Regions from separate parts of the Mus musculus genome. Here all the other regions are linked to region 4. The links are chromatin loops, found by intact Hi-C in ENCODE. Cell type or tissue: heart. All regions are shown on one strand. Each heading gives the region's core, and the rest is flanking DNA. Links, peaks and the distances in the headings are about the cores only.

Evidence for each region. Hi-C counts contacts between places; a loop is a spot of excess contacts. Peaks named below come from ENCODE experiments on the same cell type or tissue, not always from the same donor. Only the 100,000 strongest peaks of a DNase experiment are listed, where the experiment ranks them.
Region 1: a loop joins it to region 4, with 11 times the contacts of the local background. A loop is called at or near these places in 21 of 42 quality-filtered maps.
Region 2: it touches region 4 in a loop (2.8-fold over the local background); 4 of 42 quality-filtered maps call a loop at or near these places.
Region 3: it touches region 4 in a loop (4-fold over the local background); 11 of 42 quality-filtered maps call a loop at or near these places.

Annotation. Positions count from the first base shown.
Region 1 is chr6:98,379,508-98,387,551 of GRCm38, reverse strand. No RefSeq gene overlaps it. Among named protein-coding and RNA genes, the nearest start is that of Gm32646, 19 kb to the left of the region's middle. In heart, for the core only: a CTCF peak has its summit at 3,965 (motif pointing right); no DNase peak of the experiment used is centred there.
Region 2 is chr6:97,755,283-97,763,326 of GRCm38, reverse strand. No RefSeq gene overlaps it. Among named protein-coding and RNA genes, the nearest start is that of Gm24565, 29 kb to the right of the region's middle. In heart, for the core only: CTCF peaks have their summits at 1,842 and 3,822 (motif pointing left); a DNase peak (open chromatin) is centred at 5,686; H3K27me3 peaks cover 235 bases.
Region 3 is chr6:98,267,435-98,275,478 of GRCm38, reverse strand. The region is part of intron 2 of Gm765 (predicted gene 765); the gene reads left to right. It also overlaps the pseudogene Gm7892. Among named protein-coding and RNA genes, the nearest start is that of Gm32535, 13 kb to the right of the region's middle. In heart, for the core only: a CTCF peak has its summit at 3,738 (motif pointing left); no DNase peak of the experiment used is centred there.
Region 4 is chr6:98,103,308-98,108,307 of GRCm38, reverse strand. No RefSeq gene overlaps it. Among named protein-coding and RNA genes, the nearest start is that of Gm32592, 120 kb to the left of the region's middle. In heart, for the core only: a CTCF peak has its summit at 2,894 (motif pointing left); no DNase peak of the experiment used is centred there; H3K4me3 peaks cover 444 bases; H3K27ac peaks cover 238 bases.

The DNA.
Region 1 (8,044 bases), core at 1,861-6,860, 280 kb before region 4:
AAGGAACTCTCACAATATGTACTCACTGATAAGTGGATATTAGCCCAGAAACTTAGGATACCCAAGATATAAGATACAATTTGCTAAACACATTAAACTCAAGAGAACAAAGACCAAAGTGTGAACACTTTGCCCCTTCTTAGAATAGGAAACAAAACACCCATGGAAGGAGTTATTATTTATATTCTAAAGCAGGTATAAGGACCCAGCAGCAGTGTCTTATTGGGCCATTTGCCCTAGTGCTGTATCATACCATGTGTGCCCCCCTCTCCCTCCCTTCATCTCTTCTTTTGCATTTACTGTGATACTTTCCTCTTCTATCCCCTGGTGTCACCATTATCGTCTATCATATCATCCCTGCTTCCTGTGGACATCGCTACATTAGATCTACTCAGAGTATATGGTCCATCCCGGAGATGCCTGGGCTCCACCCCAGACCTTAGAATCAGCATCAGTGGGGATGGTATTTGGGAGCTGCACCTAACAAGTTCTTTCAGTAGCTAATTTTCACACTATAGTTTTATCACCAAGGCTGAATCCCCAAAACGTTTCCTGCTACGTCAGTAGTTCCTGGAGGAAAAGAGAGCAGGAATAGTTGGAGCAGATACGGGCTTGGATCTTCAAATTTCCCTGAGCCGTAGTAAGCAATTATACAGGGCCAGAGGCAGACAGCTTCATGTACAACTTACAAGTACAAAGACATTCAGTGACCTGGAGAAATTACATATATGTATGTGTGTACAAAAGAATGTATTTGTGCATTCATATGTATTCACATGTGCCTTTTCATCTAAGTCCGTGTGCTATGTAACTGGTATCCTTCCCCTTTCCCAAGCCCTCATTTTATACAGACTCAGCTGACTGCCCCTCTCTTTTACACACTTAGCATTCCATGAGACATTTCTCTTCACAGTAGGCTCTGCTTCTTAAGGGAAATGTCTGAAAAAGCGTTGGTGTGACTCTGTTTCAAATCTCTTAAACTCATCTACCATAGCTACATAGCCATTAAGGTAAAAAAAAAAATACACAGTAAGGACTCGATAAGGGCAGGAAAGGCGTGTCCTGGGACCCTTTGAATGCTCTCTTATTAAAGACTGGTTCTTGTTAAGCAATTGAACCCTCTGGGTGTTATCTATTAGATCAATCAGTTTATAATGTTTGATCTTGGGATTGATCTATTAGGCCAGTCGATTTCTAATTTTTCCATGGTTTTATACAAAGTCTTCGACGTTTGTGCCCACCCTTTAAGAATCGATTAAGATGCTTTCTCTCCCAGAGAAGAGTCTCTGACTTCTTTCATCGTATTTAAAGAATCCTTCCCTTTTGCTACCATGTTTTACAAGCATTCCGCATCAAATTGCAAGGATAGTTTGCATATTGATATTGCCTTTAGAGAATGGCCAAAGGGTAAACATTCATTTTAGGAAACCCAGGCATATGAGGTACATTCAAATGATTGCATAAATCAAATTCCAGATCAGGATTCAGTCCGCTGTTCCAGCTAATTCTATACTATCTCAGAGCATCTTAGTAAAAAGTGTTATCCATTTTTAAATTTGTCTTCTATTTTTGGCTTTATTTGCTGGCTTTTCTGATCTTCATTTTTTTTTTTTTTTTGGTGGAAATGTTAAAGGAATGATGTTGCCTGCTGCCGAGATCATGTTGAAAAAGGCACTATATTGAGGTGCAGTTTGAAACGTGACAGCATATGTAAATGTGTTGGTGATGCTAAAAATACGTGGATAAATGATACATGGCATCCACAGAGTATGCACAACTCTGTATTTATATAGTACCTACATGTAGACAGTAGGAGTCTATTTATGCATTTGCCAAGAAAGGGAGAAGTGTCTACATATGTCTCGTAAATCTGGATCCGGGCTCATGCCCAATGCAGATGCTGCAGAGAGGCGAGTGGGGAACGGGGCTGCTGCTCTGGGAGCAGGCTGTCTGTCAGATCATTTCCCCGAAGAGGATTCTGGAAACATGAACAAAAAACGATAGCCTACAGACAACAAAAATGTATCCTAAAATGCTGGGGGTGGGGGGGTGGGAAGTCCATTCTAGAGTGTCTCGACAGCACGTGCAACTTATTAGAATTCTGGGGAGACACACTCTAGAAATGTCACGCAGCATCCTTTATTTAGCCAATGTAATAAAAGCGCCTCCGTTTGCCCGGCACCTAAGTGGTCACTGTTCTACTTAGCCCTCACATATAACTGGGATAATGACTCATGAGGAGACTTCTGTAATTTTTAGCTAAGAAGCCATCTGTGCTTAAGGACCATGTCCTTACAGCCACAAATCCCAGGATTACAGTCCCAGCTCCATGATTGACACAGGGTTGGGTCACTCCTCTGAGTGAAATAGGGCTTACTTCTTCATTCAGAGTTAAATTCTCGATATATAATGTTTTGATATCCTCATTCTAAAATATGAATGTATAATTCTAAAGCAGCTTAGCAGTCAAAAAGTTCTCAAAAAATCTGAATGTTCTGAATTTATATTATGAAGTTTCATCATGCCCCAGTCTAAGAAGTGTTAGATGGTAGCATCTTAGTCAATGATTAAGCATTTATCTTACGGCATTCACAAAACTAAATCCAATTGCATTTCTAGCCTCAAACTCTACCTCCAGATTTATTTTTCAAATTTCAAATTAGTGTCAGAAATGTGTTAAATGAATATTTGTTGGCAGAAGTATCTGGAAAGGACAGAGGACATTTAGTTTGAGTTAGTGAATAACTTTGTGTCTCTATCGTCTGTCTGTCTGTCTGTCTGTCTGTCTGTCTGTCTGTCTGTCACTGTTTTTGCAATAGAAACATGACTTGCTTGCATAGTAAGCAGCTCCTATTGAAAAGAATGAACAGTCCTCACCCGTTACCCAGCACTGGAAACAATGCTAACTGAACCAAGGCGGAATCTATGAGCTGAATTCAGGAAACTTGGCACACGAGAGTCTTAACTCGAGCGCCAAGCCGTACAAAGGATAAGAATAGAATCAGATAATGTGGGAAACTATTTTTTTCTTTTCTTTCTATTAAATCTCCAGCTTCCCTTCATTCCCTCCCCATCTCCTACCATCGTTCTAATCCCCTTGTTTATGACAGAGACACTGAAGGAAGACGGTGAAGACAACAAAGCCCTAGGCTTTGAATAGCAAATGTACAACGAAAAATCTGTTTTCCTCACTAATTCAAATTTCTCCGAAGAAAGAGAGGATCTTCATAGTAAAACTACTCCAAATGACATGTTACAGTGGGATCCCCAAAGCTCACATTCACCATCAGCTCAGCCTTGGGTACTCATGTGTGTTCTTCAGGGTCTGGAAAGCCTTATTAACAAAGATCAATACATTCTCACCTAATCCATCCTGAGGTCTTAATGCTATGTAACCACTGCTTTCTCTAAAATAATTTTCTCTAAATAATACCAACAGTATATCTATAAAGTATCAGAAATAACATTAAAAGAGTCTTCTAAATATTTTCTTCAATATGGCTACCCAACTTGCCAAAGATGGGAAAGGGCTCAAGATAGTTTTAAATAATAGTAATACAATTTAATAAGGTTGCCTTTTTATTAGCTGCATTTAACCAGTCCTTCTGATCTCTCATATTATAATCAGCAGCTAAACAGCTTTCCTGTGCAGCTGTTGTAACCACCTCATTTAACATTAGGTATATCTTTTAGCTTAATTAAAGCATTCCTCTCTTTCAGTAATAGTAGATTGTTTTCAGTTCGCCCATTATGTGTAATTGTTTTCTTTGATCCATTCAAAACGTGGCTATTTTTCATGGCTAATTAAATCAACACTTGACCACTGCATTTAATGCTTAACTCAGTTTTATTTCTAATCTTGCACACCGGGCTTCTGCACATCCTATGTCTTGCTCATAACGTGAAGTTACTCACGGCCTCCAGCTTGTCCTTATAAGTAGAGGCAATGTGTATATATGAGGAATTCCAGCAGAGGGCACTCAAGCAAGAATAATCATTTCTGTAAGAAGAGAAATTGATGATGATGTTTCCTGATATTTCTTTTTTTTTTTCATTTTCAAATCAAATTAACATCAGAGTATGTGTGCATGAGTGTATAAGTGTGTTGGGGGCTGGGGTGGGCGGGACAAATCTATCCTTGGCGAGCCAACTCGTTTCTCACTTAACCTCTCTCTCAGCTGAATAAGAGCCACTGTGTGCACAAGATAAGAGACAAGATATTTTCAAAACACTCCTAGTATTAAAACCAAAGCCATAAATTCTGTTTCAACAACTGACATTTTTATCACTGTCTACTTTGGCTTCCTTTACATTTTATGGATTTCTTAAGGATAAGTCTCTATCATTCAGAAAAGTACTCAAACTTCTGAAGAGTGTTCCTTCTTGCCAAGACACTGCTAAACACATTCTAATGAAAAAGTATTAATATAAACAAAAGCAAGCCAGCATTAAATTTTATAGGGAAAAAACCCCAGAAGATATATTCCCTTTCTCTAGGAGGGACTGGAGATGCAGTTTCCTGCTTCTACCATATACAACCAGGGCAGGTCCAATGACTCGCTGTTTCCAGCCAGTGAGGTCTCCAGGACATCTTGTCAAGAAGGCCTAGTCAATGACCAAAAGCACTGATTAGGGAATCACTAGGTCAGGAGGCCTAGTCAATGACTAAAAGCATCGATTAGGGATCACTGGGTCAGGAGCATGGACATCCAGTGCCCTTCATTCCGGCACTTAGAGCTGTTAAACGTTAAAAGCTCTCCAGGAGGAAAGAACCAGGCTCACAGCCTTTGCCAATTTTCACAGTGTAAATTCTTCACACCATGGTAAATTTCAAACATGAAGCCGCTGAACTTGATGCGGGGCAGATGTACAGTCGCACATCACGAGATCACACTGCCAGCCCACCCTACAGTAGACACAAATAACTTCAAGGGCAAATGGAAGCAAAAATATAGGACGTTTTGAGTGTGTATTTCTGTTCTAGTGGAATTATTTAAATAGAAATTAGTGTAATTTAATTTTTGGTGATGGCTGGTTTTGACAAATGGTTGGTGAGACTGTTGTGAATTGTCAGTAGTTTGTAAGAGCTGAGTGTGCTACCCCATCAGTACAAAAGACCTTCTAGAACTTACAATTCAGAGAGGCAGACCCCGTGGCAAGAGTGAGAATCAACTGTTCTTTCTTTCATTTAGGGACCTTGATTTTTCTGAACACAGAAAATTGTTTCCAATTCATGGACTGTTTTCTCACTTTGAAAATTAATTTTCCTTCTACTAGATGCATTTTAAATATTTAATCATTTATGGTAATCCTCGTGGATTTTTTTATCACATCCATTACAGCTTAACTTTATGAAAATAATGGTATTTCTGAAAACATAACAAAATAAATATTAGACTTTCAAAGGGAGATATCACATTTATGCAGAGAAAACGATTTTCACTTTGGATAAGCAGGCATTGCCCTGAAAGACAATAATAAAAGAAAAAAATATTAGTAGCTTCTAGCCACACACCATATCAATTCTAGAAGCTTTATATTTTAGTCCTGTTTCCCAAAAGGTGTTTGAATGGGTTTAAATAACACACTAAGAACATGTTACCAACATCTCCTCATTGTGACCTTCTCTTTGACATAATCAGAGAACCTGAAACTGAATTTAAAAAAAAAATTTTTTTTTGAGGGGCTGGAAACTCTTTTCATGGCATGGTGCATAGCCAGCACCAATAACTAAATGAGGAAACAAATCAACCAAAATATAAGTGGATAGTCTCACTATGTAATTAAAGGTTGTTTCACCCCCACACACATGTACTTGAAATCCTTCAGAGCACACCCCAAGTCTTCTTGTCTTCCGTGAATATACAGCTCTGGTAATAGCACAGTCACCCTTTGAGGGCTATTGATTAACATCCCTCCACCCCAGTAATTTCCATTCTGTACCAACAAGCTCAGTTTGCTATGCTTCAAGATCGGATGCTTTATCACAGGAATTCGGGCAAATTACTGAATCTCTGCTAATCCTCAGCTTCCTATGAATTATAATAAAGAATATAAGCACCGATTACAGTTATTGGCTGGGATAAAGAAAGTGTTCAGAAACACTCAGTCTAATTACTGCTGTGGCTAGAGTTATGATTATTAATAAACTTAGCTGTGTGCTTTCCCAGACCACAGCAAAATTAGAAGCACTAAATTAGAAGAAGAGACTTTATGGAATGAATATTCTTACTGTAGAAGGAAATACCAGTTAATTGCTCATTCATGAGAAAACAACAGAATCTCCCTCATGATAGGTATTTGAGAAGCAGAGACCATGCTGGGAAGCGGCTCAGTGCCTGAGAAGCTGCATATGGGCCCTTGCCACCACATCTGTAAAAACACCAGGCACGGTGACATGAGCTTGCAACCCCAGCACTGAGGAGGTAGATCTTTGGGGTTCATTGATCAGCCAGACTAGAGTTCTAAAGAGCTTCCAGGTTAGTGCGAGACATTGTCTGAAACATACAAGGCAAATAGCTCCCAAAGAGGGATGACAGCACTAATTTATATTTCTTTTTATTGATCTTGACCAATCTGTGTGTCTTTGTTATTCTTGATTTACTAAAGATTTTTGGAGAATTTTTCTTTTGAATATGCAAACAATAAAAATCAAAAGGCAGCTAAATGAACAAATAAAATCATGTGGTAAATGAAATTCATTACCATGACCATTAATGTTGCCCAGTAGTAATGCTCTTAGCTCTTGGATCAGTACTGAATCTGTCCAATTTTAGTTTTAGATTTTTTAATGTATTCTCAATGGGATGTATTCTGAGGAATAAAATCCTACCTAAGTGAATGAAGACTTTGTGGTATTGTTTTAGCTTTTGTAATGCCCCATCTCATGCAGGGACATTTTAAACAGTGACAGAATGGTGGTGATTCTATTGTTTAATTTGAAAGATACCAAGGTGTTTTATTTCCAGTTGGCTGCATTTTTATCACATACTTTCCCTCCTCATGCAGATGTCATTTTTTTCTGAGACAGGGTTTCTCTGTGCAGCCCCAGTTGTCCTCAGACGTTCTCTGTAGATCAGGCTGGTCCCCAACTCAAAGATCCACCTGCTTCTGCCTCCCTGCTGCTGGGATTAAAGGCGTGGACCACCATGGGCTGGGTTACAGCTCAACGATAGTGTTTGCTTAACATAAACCATAGTATTTTTTGTTGTTTTATTTTATTTCTAGAAGATATTCAGAACTCCACCCTCCAAGTTTAAAATAGAGTTTTGCATTTGTTCATTACTAAAGTTCTCTTTTCTTGTCTACTTATTTTTTTTAAATATCACCCTTGTTTTAAATTATGAAAGTAATTTCAAGCATCCCTCTGAGCATTTTAAGTTTCCCTCGAATTCATATTCCTTTCTATTGGATCACATATATTCCATTGAGCTTTGGCATTACTAACCTCAGTACCTTTACCTCCTTATTGGAAATGGAGACCTTCCCTACAGTAGGAAGGGATGAGATAGGAGGAAGCCAGAACCTTGCTTGGTACAGATTGTGCACTGGTTGGCGAGGACCACTTGTTGTCTTAGTCAATTCTCTTCATCTATAAAAGAATTCCACAAATCGAGCACTTCAGAAAGGAAAATTTATTTTCTGCAGGTCTGCAGGCTGGGAAGATGAAAGGGCTACATCTCAGGAGGACTTTCTTACTGCTTTATAAAATGGTGGAGGGTAACACCTTAGCCAGATAGAGTGGAAGAGTCAATGGTGAACTTGTGTCTCCTCCCTTCTTCCTACAAAACCATTAATCTCACGGAAGCCCACACTTGTGACCTCACCTAACTCTACTTACCTCTCAATGGTCCCACATCTACAGCCCATCATCAAATGACATTGGGGACGTGGTTTTCAACACATGGTCACCCTTACCAGCCACATTCCTAACCAGCTCTCCAGTGTCAATAATGGATATCTTTCCTTTGGACATTTTCAGTAGAACAAAGAGAGAAAACTGAGGAACCCCACTATAAACATATTGTGGGTGTTCTTTACAGTG
Region 2 (8,044 bases), core at 1,412-6,411, 350 kb after region 4:
AATGGGACACTAAAGGTTTGGCATCTGAAGGACATACCTGGCTAAGCTCTGAGGGCCTCTAGGTACCTCATTAGCATGGAGAATTCTGTTCTGAGCTTACAAGATCACAAGTCACATTTCCTTATGTGGGGGGTGTGACACGTGTTCCAGGACAGGAATCTTGCAGGGAGCATGGAGTCGCCTAAGTCTCAGGTGTGTGCCCACCGAATCTCCGGGTCTCAACCTGCTCTACCTTACCAAGCTTCCTGGCACACAAGTTTTACTGTCCCACATGCATTCAGTATTGAATTATAAATATGTTACAACATCAAATCCTTCCCTTACCCCACTCCCATTGAAGAGGGTTAGCAAGTCTGTGAACTCCAGGAATAAAGTGTGAATGCTGACCATGTGCTCTCAGGCAAGTCCCTGAAGCTCTACTGCCTTAGCGTCCTGATTTATAGGGACTGAAGAGATGGTTCAGTGATTAGGAACATCGGTTGTTTTTCCACAGGTCCTGAGTCCAGTTCCCAGAACCTACATGGTGGCTCACAACCATCTATAACTGTAGCCCCAGGGGATCTTATGTCCCTTTCTCATACATATTTAGAAGAATACTCATACACATAAAATAAATAAATCTTAAAAAATGTAATGAATAAAAGCTTTTTTTTCCTTATAAAGTGGGACCATAGTAGGCACAACTGGGAACACAGTAGGTAGGTAGAACTGAGCAGCCATTGCCAAGCATTAAGCTTTAAGGCGGTAAAATGCATGCACCAATATGTGTTCATTATTACCTTTCCAGTGGGAGAAAAGAATCTCAGAGACTTTAGGTACAAATGTGAATAAAGACCCTGTCTAAAGGCAGGACTGAAGAGAAACACAACTGCTAGAAATTCCATGAAAAGGAAGCGTGTACAGAGAAAGGAGGGAAGGAGAAGGAACGGAATATAAGCAAAATTAACCATCTCCTCATCTCTGAATATGTGCTTAATCATATTACCATCAAGAAGATAAATTCAACAGAATAAATAGTGATAGAATTTCTGGGAGGACAAGAAAGGGGCAGGGAAGAAATAACCAACAACATACCCCATGTTCCTACCACCATGAATTTCCTGCCAAGAGATGCACCCTCAAACCATGAAGCAAGATAATTCTTCCCCCATTAAATTGCTTTCATCAGATATTTGGTCACAGCACTGAGCAAAATAATCATTGCGGAGAAGAACACAGATTAAAGCAAGAATGTATACAAAGCCTGCTTGCTCTGAGCACACAACTACCTTTGGGACAGTACGCATAGTTTGGGGGATTAAGTGGCACAACATATTTAAAGTCCTCGCCATTGTGCTTGGCATTGTTCTTAAATACCAACTATTACTACCACCATTTTGCTGTTGGTCTTTCAAGTTTGCATCCAAATAGTAAGCAATGATTTCACAGAGCCAATCTGGGAAGACTCCTTCCTTCTATCACCGCAGGGTCCAAAGACTTTTCCAAAGAAAATACAGTAAATCAAGGTTCCCAGTTCACATGGTGACATGACTCTGAGCCATAGTGTCCTTGGGTGAGAAATGATGACAGGACACCAGATGATGCTCAGGGATTGCAGGGAGGTTACATGACATAAAACATTGGGTTCCAGTGTGGGAACAGTGTCATTGCTGTCCTTAATTCTCAAAGCTGTGCCCCCAGCATCCAGCTGTGCTTTGAAATGTTGAAAGAGAAGGGCCTGGATAGACACGTGAGCCCGAGATTCTTTGAGGCTTTCTGCTGCCCGTGAAAGCAAAAATTAGCATCCTAAATCCCTCAGGTTATAGACACCATGAGGGCATGCTGCCTCCCTGTGGAATTTCACAGACACAGTTCTGAGGCCTCCAGGTCTTCCAGCCCGGAATTTCAATGCCAAACCAGTCTTGGGACAATTCCCTGGGCTTCATAATTGTTTCCTCCACATATGATATTCAAATGACATTGATTGCCTCTCTGTGTTGCCCTATTGAGTACAGCCCACCTGCCCTGCCCCCCTCTTGGTGTTAAAGTTTCCCTGTGCTCTTTGCACTGATTGGCTGCATTGGGTGGTTGGTGGGACAGTGGATTTTGAAGGTAAGTAAAATGGGGAAGGAAAAATCTATTGTCTCCTCTGAAGATCAGGGGTAAGATAAGGATGATAAATAGTTAGTTGCGGGTAGTCCTACCATGTAACAGAATTAGTTTCAGATCCCACTTTGAAACCAGTCATTCTTATTTCCCAGGTAGCAACATGCTCACCTATTCAATAAAGATGATGTTTGACCACTGAGAATTAAGAGGTTATGATTTTGCTATCCACTCACTCTCAAACCGACAATAGCAGCTTCGAGCAGCTATCTCCTCCTCGGGTTTCCTGTCTGCTGTGATGTGAAACTTGTCTCATGCTCCGACATTCCCTCTCTGCCTTCTACTGAAGGAGTAGGTGTATGGAAGACTTCATAGTCCATCCCGATGAAGTTTATAAGGACAGGAAAATGTGTGACTTGGCATAGTGAAGGTTGAAGAAGGCAGAAAGAATTCTCTCTTATTCACAGGACAAGCAAGCAAATCTGCCTAGACTTTATAATTTACTAGACATCCACCCAAATGTGTATTTGCCACTGGGAAGTCCCTCCCAGAACCATGGCTGCATAACCCAGCCTTGCCCACTGCTTACTTCTTGGGTCCATTTGTGGTTTTAGATCACAATCCCTCACGTTAAATTAACATAGCAGCCTCTTCATTCCTATATGCTAAATGTCTCTGTTTTAGAAGTCACAGAGCCAAGGACCTTCGTTTTCTGATGTGACAAAGCAGGTACACTGTCGAGGATATCCCAGCTGCTTTTGTTTTGTTTTTGTGTGTTTGTTTGTTGTAGTGTTGGAGCTTGAACCCCGACCCTTGCATTTGCTGAGTGAGCACTCTGCCACAGAGCTCTAATCTGTTTCCAGTTTTTTTTTTGTTTTTTTTTTGTTTTTTTTAACCTGCAGCCTCACTTTGTAGCCCAGTATGGGCTAGAACTTAATAAGTAGACCTCAAAGGAAATCACACCAATGCCCCTCCCTCTGCTTCCCAAATGCTGGGATTATAGACATGAACGATCACACGGCTTCCATCTGCTCTTTAAAATGAGCTAAATCTGAAGTATGGTGTCTGGATCCACACTCCCCTTGCTCTCTACAATGACAGCATTTTCACTTGTATACTAGAAGATCCCCACCCATTTCAAGCCACCCAACCCAGCCTCTCTTGTCCATATTAGACATGCTGTGGTAAGTTTATCCCTTCCCCTGCAGCGGCATCCTGCCTAGTTCACAGTATGAGTAATGGCCAACTTAATAAGGACTTTTCTTGTGCAGGTGACAGACCCCTGACAGGAATAGCTTAAGAGACTGGGCTCACCATTTGAGAGTATAGTGTGTCATGGGAAGTAAGGCATCGGTGTTGATGGGGTGGGAGTGGCGTTGGCTACAGGAGCAAAGGCATGACATAGACACTGCTCACCCACATCTCCATGGGCTTCACTTCCTCCAAAATTTTCTATATCCTCCCCAAATGGTGTCACAAGCTGGCGATCGAGTATTCAAACACAGGAGCTCACAAAATGTGTGTCACATTTAAACCACTACAGTGTATAGATTTTCCCCCAATCAGAGCCTGGGATAGGGACTTGGCTGAAGGCTGAGACCAACATCTGTGTTGACCTTAGAGGCAAAAGACTGAATGCCAATATGGGTACCTTCATACTGTTTTATGGAAGACTCAACTCTTCTGGTCCTTTAACCTTTTCTGTCTTGGCAAAGGAGAAGGAGCGCCATCTACTGTTGGCACATGCCGCAGGACAGACAGTCCCTTGAGACTTCCCCAAGACTTTTCGATCCATGTGTCCAGTGGCCACAAAGACAGCTGTAGTTTTCCTTTGCTTACGGACAGGAAAACTAAGACCAAAAGGCTACATCCAAGGTCACTCATCCACAGAGTGATGAATCCAAGCTTTTAAGGCTCTGAGAGGCTCACACAGGAGGAGAAGGAGAACACAGTCACAAATGAACAAAAAAATCGGGCCACACTTCTTGCAGAGCATTCCAACCCAGGGGAGTCAGTGGTCCCTCAAAATGATGAAAGGGCTGTAGCTGCACTCTGTAGAGCCTGTCCTCCGTCTCTCCCTCCCATTCTCACTGAGGACCCTATTCGGAGCCCCAATCCATCCTTGCTATTTGCAACAGCTGCTGCAGAGAAAACAGGTGGTATTTGCTTAAAGCCCACACAGATCTGAAGCTCTGTACACAATGGGAAACCAGGGAGGATCCATCAAGCTGTCAGAATGGGACCTGTAAGTGTGTGTGTGGGGAGCTTGAGTTAGAGAATACCCTTGCTAAGCTTTAAGCAATTCCACATTTAATCTCGCTTATTTCTGGGAGCACACACACACACACACACACACACACACACACACAGAGCCATTTGTCTAACCTTCCAGTCCCTAAAGGATGGGTCCCCTGCTGGAAGCAGTATTTGCCATTTGTGCCTGTGTCTATGACCTTAGAGGCTACAAGAAACCTTCTGCTGGACGAGACCCTGAATTAGTAGATGACTCTGTGTGTGTGTGTATGGTGAGAAACAATGGTCCTTACTGCATAACAAGAGTACTGGAGACTCGGAGTAGTGAAAGGGAAATAGTTTATGACCATGAGAACTTGGGTGTCAGTGTAAAGAAAGGGCAAAAATGGCTGATGTGGCACGAAACAGTAACACATGCACACGAACACACACACATTTTCCCTGACTGAGTGAGTTCCTTGGGAAATACAATCTTCTCAGTGCCTAGCATTGCCTCGGCCCTAAAGCCCTGTGTGTCCCTATGAGTTTGGGACACACAGCCTTATCTAGTGTATGTCCTGAGACTTGAGATCACCTCCTTTTCTGCTATACAAGCTTACTCATGTAGCCGACTGCCTATGGGTTTGCAGCACTGGAATGAACTTAGAGTACCTAGACAAGCAGCTGCCAGCTGCCAGCTGTGGAAGACAGGAGCCTAGGGCCTCTTGCTTCCCTGTGATTACTTAATGAGGCCTAAACACACTTAAAACTAAAAATAAGCCATAACAATTTCCTTCTAACAGTTTGCATGTGTGTATTCACGTGGAGTACACATGTGTTTCTGTGCACATGCGTAAGGACAGAGGTCAAGCTCAGGTGTCATCAGGTTTTTTTTTTTGAGACAGGGTGTCATGCTATTGAGCCTCAAGGATCTGCCTGCCTCCACCTCCCCAGCACTGGGATTACAATTGCATTCAAGCATTCCCACTTTTTAAAAAACTTTGGTTCTGGGGCTCGAACTCAAGTCCTCCAGCTTGCAGAACAAAACACTTTAATGGCTGAATCCTCTCTCCAGCCCAGCAGGTGGTTTTTCTTGGCACAGCTTCTTTGTTTCTCAGTTAACATCTCCAGAGCGCTTTTCCTGAGTCCTTTGCTGGCCTTCTCCTAAGTCAGCTGATCCCCTTTTAGACCTTCTTCCTTTGGAAATGTATTTTCTTCTCTAGTCATCAGACTTAATTGGTCTAGTACAGGCTCTCCCTGGAGTGCTCTCTTTCTGCCTGTGTGACAGGCCCCAGGTTTTTGTGACCCATTTGTTTGGCTGGGTTTATGTTTTTGTGTGTCTTTTCTGGCTTTTCACTCCTCACTCCTCTATTAACATTTTGCAATCAACTGATTTTAATCTTCCTGGCTGTTTCACTCAGCTTGGCAGGGCTGGGGTTGATCTTCACCGTTTAAGGGTTTCATTTCTCAATATGTTTTGCTTCTTCTCCCTTGCTCTTGGATGTTACTAAGGAGTGATGGCTCTCAGCCTTCTAGCAAGTTGCTCCTCAAGAAAAGTAACCACATGTCCCCTTTTGTCTCGGACAGCCTCTGTTTGGCTTGTTATTCTGATGTCCTGTCCAAGAACTGTTTTGAAATTTTCTCTTAGATGATAAGATATGGACACTCTATTTGAAAGTGTATCTGCTCAGAGCTGGGGAGATCGCTCAGTCAATAATGAAATCCTTGCCTTGCAAGCATGAAGACCCGAGTTCAGGTTCTCAGCACCCATTTAAAATGCTAGGTTCAGTGGAACATACCTAAAACCCAACATTGAGAAGATGGGGACTGGTGGCTCCTTAGAGCTTTCCAGTCAGATCATCATTCAAGTTCAATGAGAGACATGGTCTCAGAAAACAAACAAATAATCAAATAAAAAACAAACCAAACAACAACAAAAACCACAAGAGCAATAGAGGAAGACACTTAACTGCTGTCCTACACACACACACACACACACATACACACACACACACACACACACACACACACACGACAGTTTTCTTGTGACTCCAGCAAGCCATGATTTTGCAAACTTGGACTTCATGGGTTCTGGGACAGGAAAGACATTGTAGCATGTGCTGCTCTCTGGTTGACCTACAGTCTGGAGACAGCCTCTGTCTGCTCTCTCCTGCTTTTCCTGAGGCTGTATGTAACACAGTTGTTGATTTCCCTTCTAGTTAATCTCCAGCTTGTGATCGGGCATCCTTGTGGACTGTTCCTTTGGGAGGAACATGAATAGGTTGGAGATGAAGAATGGAAAGGATACAGCACCATGCACGTTTGTTTATTTAGACTAATGTTAGGGAACTAAAGTGGCAAAGTCCTAAGCATTGATTCAGTATTTTCCATGAAAATAAGAGTGAATCCTTGAGCTCCCTCCCACCGCTGATATTCTTCCAAACAGCTTCAGACGGCTCACATGAGTTTGATCACAGCACCAACTTTAATTATCCAATCTTAGACAAGTCGCTGTACTGCTCTTGCATGTTTCCTTCTGATCCTTGAAATTGTAGATAAACATTTGGTCTCTTGAAATTAAGAAGAGATGGTGACTGTTACAAAGCTGAATTTATCAAATACCACTAAGTATAGTCGTTAGTATGACTGCTTTGATGTCCTGTGAAGTTCACTTCTCAAGACTAGGCTACCAGACTCTATGACATCAGAGGGATATGGTACTGACACACCTCCCTAACCCTATAATGGATACACCCTAACTCATGTACCCCTAGAATCCCCCAACCTGCTGCCAAGGGAACCAAGAGACAGCCTGACTATATGGCACCTCCCTCTTCTAAGGCCTTGATGAAGGGTCTGCCACTCTGCCTCAAGGGTTTGAACTCTCCTCAGAGACACTGATCTCCTGCTATACACCTTCCTGTATGTCCATGGGTTGAATAACTCTTCTAATAAACTTCTACCCAAAAGGAAACTCTGCCTCAGTGTCCCCTTTGAATCCCCAATCCAATACCTTGTGTGTGTACAAAGTTATTAAAGTCATTTACATAGTCATTGGAAAGGTAAGCAGTATGCTGGTTCCTATGGGACATCCTCTTGATGGAGTTGACACCCATCCCAGTCTACATAGGACAGAGGGATTTCTGGGAAAATAGGACTTTGGGCTTGAACATTGCCAAGTCCTGGGCAAATAAAGATGGGGTGGTCTCTCTTTCTTTCTCAGGACAGTGTTGAGCCGGAGGCAAGGGAGTGACAGACAGGTCAGGCAGAATGACCCCCAGCTGTGTCCTGACAGACTTCAGAGTCATGGGAGATGATGTCTGTATAGATTTGGAGATGTAGCTGCCTAGCAGCTGAGAAGCTCTGGTAGTCAAGAGATGCTTTTCAATTCTGCATTTGGATTACCCACCAGCTAAAGCAGGTTAGTCTCAATAGCTACTCCCATGCAAATCAAAAGACTTAGTAAACCAATGTGCTTACTATATTACCCAGCATATAGTAGGTATTCCTAGGGGCAGGTATTACCATGGTTTTGTGCTTTGTAAAACTTTTTATATAAGATCAAGACTTATTCTAAGTATATATATATATATATATATATATAGCTCAGAGTAGAAGTTAGTGGTAGAGCTCAGGCTTAGCATGATTAAAACCAGGATGGATTTATCATGTGTAAGACCATACACATGGGTGTGTGCACACTCACACATTTTAAAAATGCCATCCC
Region 3 (8,044 bases), core at 1,307-6,306, 170 kb before region 4:
CACCAAATGACGAAGGACGTCCCAACATGATTTTTTATGTATATATATGTTTGCCTATATGTGTGTATGTATGTAGACTTTATCCATGCCTGATGGAGACCAGAAACAGACATCAGGTCTCCTAGAACTGGAGTTACAGAGGATTTTGTGCTGCTGGAAGAACCCGGAGCATCTGAGAGTATAGTCAGCGCTCTAAGCCACTAAGCCATCACTCCAGCCCCTGAAACATTTTATACCAAAGAATAAATCACACTAGGAAGATAAGTGGAAAATTTCTAACCTGCTAGCAGGAGTAGAGGTCATGAGATAGACTGGCAGTCTTCAAGAGTTTTTGTGACAGTCGCTTCAAACTCACTATGTAGTCAAGTCTGACCTTGAACTTCTGTCCCTCCTGTTTTTACCTCCAAAGTCCTGTAATTATAGCTGTGTTCAGTTTACGCAGTGCTCACAGTATCTCTCATGCTAGGCAAGTGCTCTACCCACTGAGCAAATCCCCAGCCTCAAGACACCAGGGCTTGATGTCACGATATTATTTTCTTCTTCTCCTTTGTGGGCAGTCTCAAGATCAATGCACCTGGCCTAGCTCCTCAGCAAGGTTCCCAGTCTCATGCATAGTGGTCCACACACAGTGGCAAGCAACATGCGGGGGTAATCATGACGATAGGGGTACAGACAAGACACTGGCTGCGATTTTATACCTTATAATAACAGTCATAATAATAGCTATGTTGTACATCCAACGCCCTTTCAAAGCATTAACATTTCACACTGTGCACATCTGCCCAGAGCAGATCAATATTTATTCTTCCAAGTGTGTCGAGTATACAATTGGGGCACCTTGGGGTGAAAACGTCACCCTGCCAGTGTCACTGCGTTAGCCTCAGCACTTGGAAATCACATCTCCCAATTCATTATGTCACAATAATAAAGTGACCCTTGCCTGTCAAACACATTCATTAGTAGCAAGGCAGGAGTCGGGCAGAAGGAGTAGACAATACTGCTATGGGGAGTTACAACACTAAACAGCCATCATGAAACCATGATTGCTGTAGACACAGCATCAGTCCTGGCAGGAAAAAGGCACATGGGCACACACAAGTACACATACACATGGGTATATGGGCACATTCATGCTCACACAGAGAACAGCATGAGAACTTGTTTTTGTGACTCCTTACCCAAGTTGTCTCCTCACTACTAATTCTCTCCCTTCCTCTTACACTTGCGTGTGCTTCATTGACAAAGCAAAGTGAGTTGAATTAGCAACTAACAGGGCAAGGGCCCTGCACGAGATTAGTTCAGGAGCACCCAAGCAGGGCCAGAGAGCTCTTCAGTCTATGAAGATAGAATCTCCAAAGACAACTCAGAAGTCATTCACAGCACCCTTCAGGGCTTGCCTCTGCTGTTGCACATTTTGAAGACTATAGCAATACAGCTGTGACGGAATACATCTAGGGTGCAGTTTAGGTGCAGGCTCCTTCCCACTGGTGACTTTGACTAGTTTGTGGAGCTGAAGGGTTGGGGCTCAACTCAGAGAGAGGGAGGAAGAAACCGCTTGGCACTGAAAGTGAAGAAAGGAGATGAGGGAGCTTGGCTTCCTGACTAACTAGGTCCTCTGCCTGTAAAGCCCACAGAATCAGCAGCCCTCATCTTAGTGCAACACGTCACCCCTACTCCTTGTTATTACCTTTTCTCTCCTGTTTATTGTTTGTAGGTCCCGTTTCCTTCAAGAAAACCTCTTTCTGCTTCCCAATTGGTCCCTTGCAGGCAATCTTATATCTGCTGCATGACACACATTCTAAAATGCCTAGGGTGTGTTCATAGACACATGAAGTTGGTCTGTTTGTCTGGAAGGTAATGTCTGCAGATGGAGAACAGAGGTGGGGCCCCATAATGCTTCTGTGCCAGGCCTGCGAGGCTCACCCGAGCGTCAGCACAGTGAAATGTGAATGAGCTTAGATCTTTAGACTCAAATTCAAGTTTATATTTTTAGTAAACTGCTGGTAAGAGGAAGCTGCAAGGACAGAGGTCAGGAGGGTATGCAACATACTTCAATTCACGGGTGCCCCTTGGTCTTGCTGGAGCGTGCGTGGGCCTCCAAACTCTCAAAGGAATGATGTAAGGAGGAAAGTATTGCATAGATCAAACACCAGTTTTGAAGAAGTCTAAAAATGAAGCACTAGAATCTTTGAGTAAGAAATCAGGGCTTGCACTTAACATAGTCCACACTTATTTACTTTTGTTAAGTGAGACTAGATATTAAATAATAAGCAATAAATACACAGCTTCCACCCACCGACTTCAAGAGCAATCTCTGTTATTCAGACCTTCAGTTGGCTAAGGTTGTAGTAAGATATAGCATATCTAATTATTTCACTATTTACCTATGCAAACTGTAAGTCGCCACAGGTTTGGGGAACCATAGTGTGGTACTTGTTGTCAACAAGATGGATGTGACATCAGTCTACACACAGTAGGTTATTTTTTAAAAGTATTCTTTATTGTTATTCTAGGAGTGTAGCAGAAGGATCTCACACTTTAGCCTATAGAATGAAAAGACCCATACTGGCTGTTGTGGAGCTATGTTGGCTTTCTTAAAAGAAGTGAGAAGCCTTCTCCCAATGCAGTTCATAGTGCTCTTGAATGTAAGACAAAGTACAGTCTAGTGAGTGCCTTTTGTGTCTAACTATGCATGTTCCAACCCCAACCTCATCATTTTTAATTCTATCTTGAGAAAATGCCACCATGTCCAAGAGATCCAACTTTTTTAAACAGTGGATAATATCCATTAAAAACTAAATGACAATGATAGAATTTAGCATAGATTATTTCCTCTTGTATGAAGTATACCATATAAGTATTAAACATCTCGTCATAGTTCTATAATGAGTATTCAATATATACCCTTGATGAATGCACAACTAAAGATTGATCAAATAGACGTGTAATCAGCCTTAGTGACTGACAGTGGCAGTAATAAACAGTGACTCCTGGATTTTACAAAACTTTAAAAAAAATCATAATTTCTAACTACGGAAAACTCCATGCAATTAGAATCCCTAGGTGGCTCCTGATACCCAGTGACACCGGCTTTTGTTTCCTGTGGCCCTGATGTCTCTAGGGTCCTCTGTAACTTTCTTCTGTACTTTCTGCCTTCTTCTGACCATCAAACACAGAATAAACTATAAGAAACCATGTGGCATTGTGTAAGACCCACATGGAATGATGTATATTATGTCCAACATATCTTTTGGGCAAGATCAACGTATAGATGTAAATAACAGTCTCAGCTAGATACAGTCAGCCTTGGCCATTGGCTTCAATCCTTATGAACAAAACAACAGAATTCTGAGAACTTTCTCTGTGTATATTTGATACATTAGATCTATTCATGTCCTCACTAGGCATCTTTCTGCACATGCATCAACCTTGACACTACTTGAGCATTAGATTCTTAAGCCACTTTCCTTCTTGGAAGGATTCTCCTTCATACAGGCATTCAATAATGCTGATAATTAAATTAAAATAAAGGTCACAAAAATATTTGGGTGTTCTATGGGGGACTCCACAATCTCAGTCCTGGAATTTACTACCCAGACTTCCCAGTATCTTTCCACTAGATTTTTGCAGGTAAGAGCACAATTGCTGCTCTCACAGAAGACCCAAGTTCCATTTCCAACATCCACAAGGTGGCTCATAACCTTCTGTAACTGCAGTTCCAAAGACATCTGGGGCCCTCTCCTGGTCATTAAGGGTACTGCACACATGTGGTGCACAGATGTTAATGTATCTAAAAGACGCAAATACAGAAAATAAAAATAAACACATCTCAAAAAGTTAAATAAATAAGTAAGTAAAAATATTACTAAAATTTTATGCACAAAGGATAATCTTTTAGTAGCTCATAATTAGTGACAGCACATGCAATTTCTTTGAGTGTTAGGAAAAAGTACTTATGATAAAGAGGATAGCATGGCTTACTTTTCAAATTAACCTTTGATTTTCTTGCTCAGGGTTTTCCATTTACGATGAAATACGAAATAGTTTAATTGTATATTTTCTCCTGCTTTGGGTATTATCACATGGTTTTACTTTGTTGATATTTAGGCCTCTTACTTAAGAGTAGAGAAGACCACACCAGCGTTAACTCCTTTCTCAGTTCTAAATGTTGAAATATTCAGCACATGATGTTCATGGCTAGCACATGATAGTCAAATGATGGCAGCGACCTACTCAAATCTGAAATTACTAAAGTTTCTCATTTGTATATTAGTAACCACCTTACTCTTTTACCTCTGTTGTAAACAGTCATCCCTTGGCAATTTAGATTTCCTGTCTGTGACATTTCTAAAGTGAGGCTAGCAATAATACTCTGCCTACAGAGTTTTGTATGAAGCATAGAAATCTGTAGTACACTTCCCTTTAGCTAGCATTACATGCTTGAAGAGCACTGGTGATCACATTCCACTTCCCCGTATCTGCATCTCCCCCCCCCCCCAAATCATTTCACTCTGACTTCAGCCTTGCACTCTACTGAAATCAGTGCAGCAAGGGTCACCAACGTCTCTGCATTGCTACATTCAAGGGCTTAGTTTTCATCCAAAAAGACGCTCAGTTCTTTGGGTAAGGAGAAGCAAGAAACAAAGATGACAAAAGAGACAACCGGATGTCACAGCAGCCTGTGAGCATGGAAATAGCATCAGGAAAAGCCTGTAACTGACTTACAGGCCAAATTGGAAATAAGGACAGTTAAATAAAATGATCGTGCACACTCTACTTCACTCTCTAACCCATGCCCCATAGTGGCTTTCCTAAGACCCAGCTTGACTGCTTCTAAAAGCCTCTGTTTGGGCTTCTAAATAGGAAGCAGAGAACTTGGACATGTTAAGTCTGTAAAATTTCTTGGATTAGTAGGTGAACTATTAACAGCTGTCTTCCTTCAAAGGAAGGAAGGTATGGCGCTATAACTAATGGATGGGAGCAACTGGGGAGGGGGAAGGGGAAGAAGAGAAAGAGAGGGGGAAGGGGAGGAAGGGGGAAAGCGTATGTGCGCGCGCGCGCACACACACACACACACACACACACACAGAGAGAGAGAGAGAGAGAGAGAGAGAGAGAGAGAGAGAGAGAGAAAAGTTTGCATAAATGGAGTGAAGGTACAAGAGTGTCACTGTTCATGTGTGAAGATCACAGGGCCACTACTTAGGCTTTTTTTTTTTTTTTTTTTTCTCCTTGCCACACTGCACACTCTCAGTGTAGCTGGCCTGGGACCTTCCAGTCAAGTCTTCTTCCTCGGCTGCCCATCTCACAATGGGAACTGTGGAATTACAGATGTGCACCGTCACCACCTCCAGCTTCTTAGGGAGGTCTCAGCTCTCTAGTTCTAGCCAACAGACTCACATCCCGGGCACCTTTACCCACCGAACCATCTCCCAGCTCCCAAGAGTTCATTTAAAAAAAGGGACCTTTCATCAATCCTGAAGCGTGTCTATCATCTTCCCCAATATGGAGACAAACTGAAGAGCACCCTGGTAGGCTTCCCTCCCTCCAGATCCCTTTTAATCACATAAGCATCATACCCAAAGACACATTGCTGGGTGGTGAGGGATCAAAGCTTTGATACCAAGATTTTCAAGTTCTGGGAGACCAGCACTCTTTCCACGAGCAACATTTGTCTAAATGGATCTCATTAAAATTTATTTCAACAATACCAGTGTCTATTTTAAGCTAAAGAATAGAACTTCTAAAGAAAATACATCTGAAGTGCTTGTGTTCTTAGCACTAAAATATACTCTCTCCGTTACCTCACCTTCTTGATTCAAGGTACATTAGGCCTCTTTTGATCCAGAGGGAAAACATTTTTTTTTCAAATGTTGTACAGAAAGCTTAGAATGAGGGCCCATGAGATGCTAAGCAGGAGAGAGGCACTTGCTAAGCTGGCTTTGTGACGAGTCAAAAGCATCAGACTCACGTAGTGAAGGAAGAAGGGCAGTGGTTCCACAAAGTTGTTCTATGACCTCACATGATTACAAGCACATGAACAGACACACACACACACACACACACACACACACACACACACACAGAGAGAGAGAGAGAGAGAGAGAGAGAGAGAGAGAGAGAGAGAGAGAGAGAGAGAGAGAAGTAAAGTTTAAAAAGACAAACTTTGGAGTTAGTGACTTTCTGTCACTGTTGCATATTTATGTGCAAATGTGTGCAGGAACATGTACCCATGTGTGCACCTATGGAGACAAGAGGTCACCTTTAGGATATCTTCATTATTGTGCTCAGTCAGGATGTCTTCACTGAACATGGCCATTTGGACTAGTCAGTAGGCTCGAGGATCTGCCTGTCTCTGTCTCCTAGTGTTACAGATGCTCAAGGCCAGGACCAGATTTCTTCAAGGGTTACAGGGATCCATACCAGGGTGTCACTCTAATTGTCCCTGTCTCCTCTACCTTATTGTCTAAGTTGGGGTCTCTCTGTCTGTCTGTCTGTCTCTTTCTCTCTCTCTCTCTCCCTCTCTCTCTCTCCCTCTCTCTCTCTCTCTCTCTCTCTCTCTCTCACCTAGAACATCCTGTTTAAGCTAGATGGGTCCCCCAGGATGACACCAGGGTGATCTGTGCATCTCTTCTCATCCCCCAAACCCCAGGTACTCGGGTCCCAAAACAAGCGTCTGTGGCTGGCCTTGGTGTGGGTTCTTGGAATCTGAACTAAGACTCTCATACACACAGCAAGCATTTTGCCCAAAGAGCCATCTCTTCAGCCAGAGCTGAACATGGCATCATCATGTTCACTGAGAAGAGGATTTTGAAGCAGACAGAAAGCACCAAAACAGTATACACTGACTCCAGTAATAACACTGCACAGGAGAGAAAGGCCGTGAGGTAGATCTCTGATGCACAGTGCTTGGGAGATACAGAACGCTATCAGAAGGAAGGTGTGACTAACAGAGCATTGTTAACTGAGTCATGACATCCCTATTCTAGTGCTGCCTGGAGCTGCCGAACTCGGCAAATGACTACCTTATAGTGCTTTCAAGGTAGGAAGACAGATAATTATAATTCTTACACACTGACGAGAATTCAAGAGAAATCCAGGGAGAAGTTTATTGAAAAACATATTGACATATCAATATTATAAATTACTTTCTCCTATTAAACAAAAAAAAATAAAACAGAATTCTTTTTTGTAGGCTAGCTCATCATTGTACAAAAAGGTGTATATTTTAAAAAGAGACATACTGCTTTGAAAAATTCTTTTCTTACATAAAAAAATGACTATTATGTATTTATTCTGTAACTTTCCCAGAACCCCAGAAATATCAAAGTCAAGTTTCCAAACAGCTTTGCCCTCCATTGTCTTCAGTGAGCCCATCAGCGTAGTCTGTCTCCCATCGAAAATCCTCATGGAAACCTGATTTCTAGTCAAAACACAGCTCTCTTTCCCCACCCTTTGCAAAAGTAAAAGAAGATGTAATGCCATGTTTTCATTTCATGAATTTCATCCAGCTCCTTTCTTTCTTGGATGGTTAAGCGTGGGGGTGGGGGCAATAATTACAGCGATGTTGTCAAGAGCATGGTTTTAATAGAGAGCGGAACTGGAGGCAGAGCTGTGTAGATGAATGTGGAAATGGACAGAACACAAAGCGTGGGTCTGACTGATATTTAACTCCACTGGTCTCAGAGGGTGGATCCTGAGTGTTGGAGAAGTGTTCGCACTGACCCCATTACTGCCTCTGGCACTCGTGGTGGCAAGAGGGCAGCGGCAGAGTGAGACACTTAGTGAATAACGTGGAAATTATAGTGTTGTGTTAAATGTGTCTTCTGCAGGGAGCCTTCTCATCCTCAGATAACAGTCTTAAAATGCCAACAAGAGAATATAGGGGTCTTGGTCTCTCTCTCTCTCTCTCTCTCTCTCTCTCTCTCTCTCTCTCTCTCTGGTTCTTTTTAAAAATCTTGTGTGTTGTGTATGTATGAGGTGTGTGTGTTCCTGTGAGTCTGGGCAGGTACACACATGTACAAGATCAGAAGTCAGAGGACAA
Region 4 (5,000 bases), core at 1-5,000:
ATTTAACATTCGGCAGATGGACATGACAGAAACACCATGATTTTTCAGATGTACTTTTTCTACTGAAATACCTCCTTTATGCCAGGATCCCAACAGGTTCTGAAGGTAAATCTGTCCTTACCTGCTGGTTTGCCAGCCCCGGAGTCTTGCACAACCTAAACATGTCCATTCCAATTAATTTAAAACTCTGACATTAAAGCGGAAATCAAATCATTCTCTCGAATCTATTTTTTACCCACAGCATAAAGGAGACTATTTTACATGTTAATAGTAATCTGATGTGGTTGTATAAATCTGATATAAATATGATCCTCTGTTTGGAAATGATGTTAATTTAGTTTAAAATGGAGATTACATTTCAACTTGTAAAGGGGCGGGGTGGAATATTAGCATCCCTGCCTGTTACATAATTTCCCTTTACACTACACAAGTGTGACTCAGAATCTTTTCTGAGCCTCTTTGTCCAAAGATTTCCCATTCTTCTCATAAGAAAAAGAACTTCTGTATTAATGACGAGTTAAGCAGGTGGAAGAAATCCTTAAAAAAAAAAAAAGATTAACACCAACACCATAAATGCATTTTTAAAGAAACATTTCAAGTTACAACGTAATAAACTGAGCAGAATGTCCTAAGAATGTCAAACTGGGCACTGTAAAAATAAATGTTACTCCCATGGAAAAGAAAAAGTCTGCATATTTATGTAACATTCAGCAGATGGGCTTGATATTAATATAGGGTTTTCGGTTGTGCTTTTATAGCTTCTAGATTTTTCTTGCCTAACTTGGCAACCGGAGGCACCATTTGAGTTTTGGATTTGGACAATGCTGCAACAGATGTCCAGACCAATAAACTAAACTCCTTAAGGGCTCTGCTTAATTTGTGTAATTGATCAATTTTGGTTGCATAGGCCTCAGCTCACCAGCGTGTAACTGCTTTCCACAAACGCTTTGCAGTTGGGATTTCGTTCCATATGTTTCAGGAGTTTATGGGCTCTCTCTTTGATAGCACTGCAAACAGAACAGGGTCTGTGGTGACACCTGTTGGCAACAAGCAGGGAAAAACAATGTCACTGGTGCTCAGAATTCACAGCCTTGGCTTATTGACACTTGGGGCCAACTCCTTATGGTGGTGGTTGGGGGGGGGGGGGGTTGTGCTGTGTGTGCATCGTCAGAGCTTTAGTGGTATCCCTAGTCTCTGGTTCCAAATGCTAGATGCACCATGTCCCGGACACATGACAACCTACAGTGTTTCCAGGCTGTTTGAAATATCCCTTCCAGGGCACAGGAGAGGGATAATGGGATGGGCGTCGGGGGTTAATGTGACTCCAGGTAGGAACTCTTACAGTACAATGGATACTTCTCAAAGAGCCACAAACTAGATAGCTAAAGATTAAAAATAACAACAACAAAAAAGGGGGTGGGGCTTGCACAGTCATAGAAGCATGAAAACCTGAGCTGGAGACCCAGACTCCGTGTGGAAAATCGTAGGCATGGTTATGTGCATGCAGAATTCCCGTATGGAAGAAGCAGAAGCAGACTAGAAGTAGCTAACCCATCAGACTAGATCATTACTGCTGCGCTCCAGACCAATGAGAGATGCCGTCTCAAATAAAGGGAACAGCTCCTGGCTAACCGTCAGTTGCCTTCCAACCCCCTCACATCCACCAGCACCCTTACACATGCGTGCATCCTCATATACAAGTTCACCTGCAACTCCCCACATTATAAGCACGAAATAAAAACTGAAAAGAAAATAAACTTTTACCTCACCTTGGCACGTCTCAATCTAATCACAGTTTCACAGGAAACTCGTGGCAACTTCTGCCTGGCCCAGGATACCTGCGGCACGTGCTTCCGGCCCCAGTCTCCTCACGGCACTGGGGTGTGTGGTAATTAAGACATGGGTTTTGAAGCTCAACTCTAAGTGTTCATCACTCACCTATTAAACTTGCCAGAGTTGCTGTGTTAATTATCTCGTTTCCTTGATTTAGCATAATACGGCCTGCAGCCTGTGACAGAAATTAAAGGAAAGACCGGTGACCTCTTTTGTGGTTGTGCTAATAAGTACATGATAATAAATTAGTTTTCAATTTTCAGAAGACTTAACATGGTTTAAAAAAAAAAAAAAGAAGAAGAAGAAGAAAGAAAAGTGGAGCAAGAACGAGATGCACAAAGTTGATACCAGATAGTGGATCAACTCTGAATTTCCTCCACGGAATTTCCCAACCAAGGACAGAGGGAAAGTTAAACAAACTGCACGGTTGCTTTGTTGGCTTGGAACATTGCTGATAATTGTAAAGGAGAGAGAGGCTGAGACCATCCGTGGATATATTAACAATCTATAAAAGCCCATTCGTGCAATTCTTTCTGAGGAGGAAAAGACTTTGAGACACATGCTGAACACAGGCACCCGTAGATACGCCATGCGCAAAAGCCTTTTTTTTTTCCGCGGGAAGACATAACGATTTGAAGTGCTTCTACTAATATGAGAATAAAAACACAGGCAAGGAAATCGCTTCCTCCAGTACCACAGCAGTGCCGTGACTTCTTGGCGTGTTTTGTGTCTCTCTTACATCTGCTCCCTGCCTCTAACAGCTTTCTTCCTTTGGCTGGCAAAACGCAAATAAGAATGTACAGGAAGCCTGGCCCCACTCTGATGTACAATAATATTTAGCTAATTAGAAGAATCCTCCAGCTCATTACGCTAGACAGTAAGAAGGAAGACACCACATGAAAGCGTGACACTTGCTGAGCCCTAGGATGGTGTCAAAGCTGAACTGGCATCACTTTCTCCCATTTCTCTATAAACTTGGTCCGAGTGCAATTTCATTCCTTTTTCCCCACTGGGTTTCACTTTGAGAAGCGATTGCTTGAACACTGTGCCATCTTCTGGCCAGATGGTGAACTGCAGGTTCTTAAAGCTGACAACAACTGCCTTCAGATATAAATTATCATTTTAAGAGAGCATATTAGCTACATTCAAATACAGGCTATTTTATTTCTGATCAGCTTCGATGGACCAGTGTCTTAGTACAGTGCTTTTCTTTGCTCCAAATGTTCAATTAATGTTTAAATCGCACAACTATCTGTCAGAAGCCACAAAAATATTTGCTTGGCTCTTGGAACTAGAGCCCAAACAAGTATGGGAAGTTCTATGACCTTCTGAGATCTTAAAATCTAGTCATATAATTATAAAATGTGAAATATGTGAAATCTGAACAGTACAGATACGGAGTATAAATGACATTTGTGGAAACAAAACAAAACAAAAACAAACAAACAAACAAACACCACAGGGACCTTGTAGGAAAGATATCTTTTGCAAGGAGCTTTGAATGACAACAGAAACACGCTCAAGGTGTGCTGGGTGCTGAGAACCTTACAAACAACACCTTAACTGTCCCTCGAAGCAACCACAGTTTGCTGATACACGTCCTGCAAGGGAGATGAAAAGGCTAACACTCAGGCTGTGCTCTGAACCTATTGTGCGCTGTGCCCCCATGACAGGAGTCAGATTCACAGACAAGAAGACAGATGAGAAGTAGAGTCTGCAAAAGGATGGAGGTGGATGTATCCTGGCTGTCTAGAATTTCCATGTAAGAAGCATTTTTAAAGGAAAATCTGTCTGAGGGAAGTGTGATTGATTGGACTCGGATATGGCTCATGTGTGCCCCCTAATGTTCATGTACTCTAAACTTGGTCTTTTATGTGGAGGCACTGAAAGGTATGGGAACTTGTGACAGCTAGTCTTGGTTGTCAACTTGGCTACATTGGGAATTAACTAAAACCCAAATGGCTGGGAACACCTGTGAGGGACTTTTTTTCCTTAATAAAAGCATTTGAAATGGGAAGACCCACGTTTGATTTGACTCTTCTGAGGTGGAAATGGCCACCTCTCACCTTGGCCATTCCTTCTGATGGCAGCCTGTATAAAGGACATGGAAGAAGAGAGCTTTTGCTCTTTGCCTGCTTGGTCTAGCTCTCTCTGCTAAGTCCTTCACTGGCATTAGTAGAAATAGAATTTCTACTTCTTTGGAATGCTGGCATATCCTGAAGACCAGCTGGGATATCTAGCCTCATGGACAAAACAACTACTGGATCCTTGGACATTTGGAGACAGCCATTGTAGGACTAGCTAGACCACAGCCTGTAAGATATTTTAATGATCTACCCCCTCTATCCAGATATAGACTGAGATAGATGATATAGATAGATTCAATCTAGAAGTTCTATTCTGCTAGAGAACACTGACTACTAAAGACCTTTAAAGACATAGAACTAGTATAAGGTAAGTATGTCACTTAGGAGTCACCCATGGAATGGATTGATGTAGCTCTCATAAGACCTCAGTTAGTTCTTTTGAGAGTGAGCTGTTATTAAAAAGTAAACAAAACACAGACCTTAAGTTTTGTGTTTATATTTGTTTGTTTTCATGTCACTGAAGGTCCTTTACGAGACAAACAGGTTATCTCCAAAACTATAGGCTTTAAAAAAAAACAAATACACAACCTCAGGTATTTTTTTATAGCAGCATGAAACAGACCAATACAGTGCTAAGCAACTCAATTGTGGCTGTGTTTCTGGAGGAAGCCCACAGATCTGAACTCGATAAAGGAAGAACACCGATGGGCATCATGAGAAGGGCTGACTGTCAAGGTACTCGTGGCTGCTGCCACTGGGACTATGCACCTCTGCATATTAAAGAAGAGCAAGAAACCCTATGAAAGTGTCTTCGTGGTTCAAGGCAATCACAGGAAACCCATCTGTAGGCAGGTTGGAAAAAAAGCACAGAGAGAGAGAGAGAGAGAGAGAGAACACAGAAATGTTCACAAAGTTGCATTGAGTGGGGAGATACAATTCATGTAGAATAATGATCCTATGCAGATACTGTAGAAAGTTCATCTGTTCTCAAAGAGAGGAGAAAAGGAAAGGTGGGAAGAAGCGGGGAGATAAAAGATCCGCTGCCAATGAAGACATTTGTCAAGGAGAAGGAATGAGAGG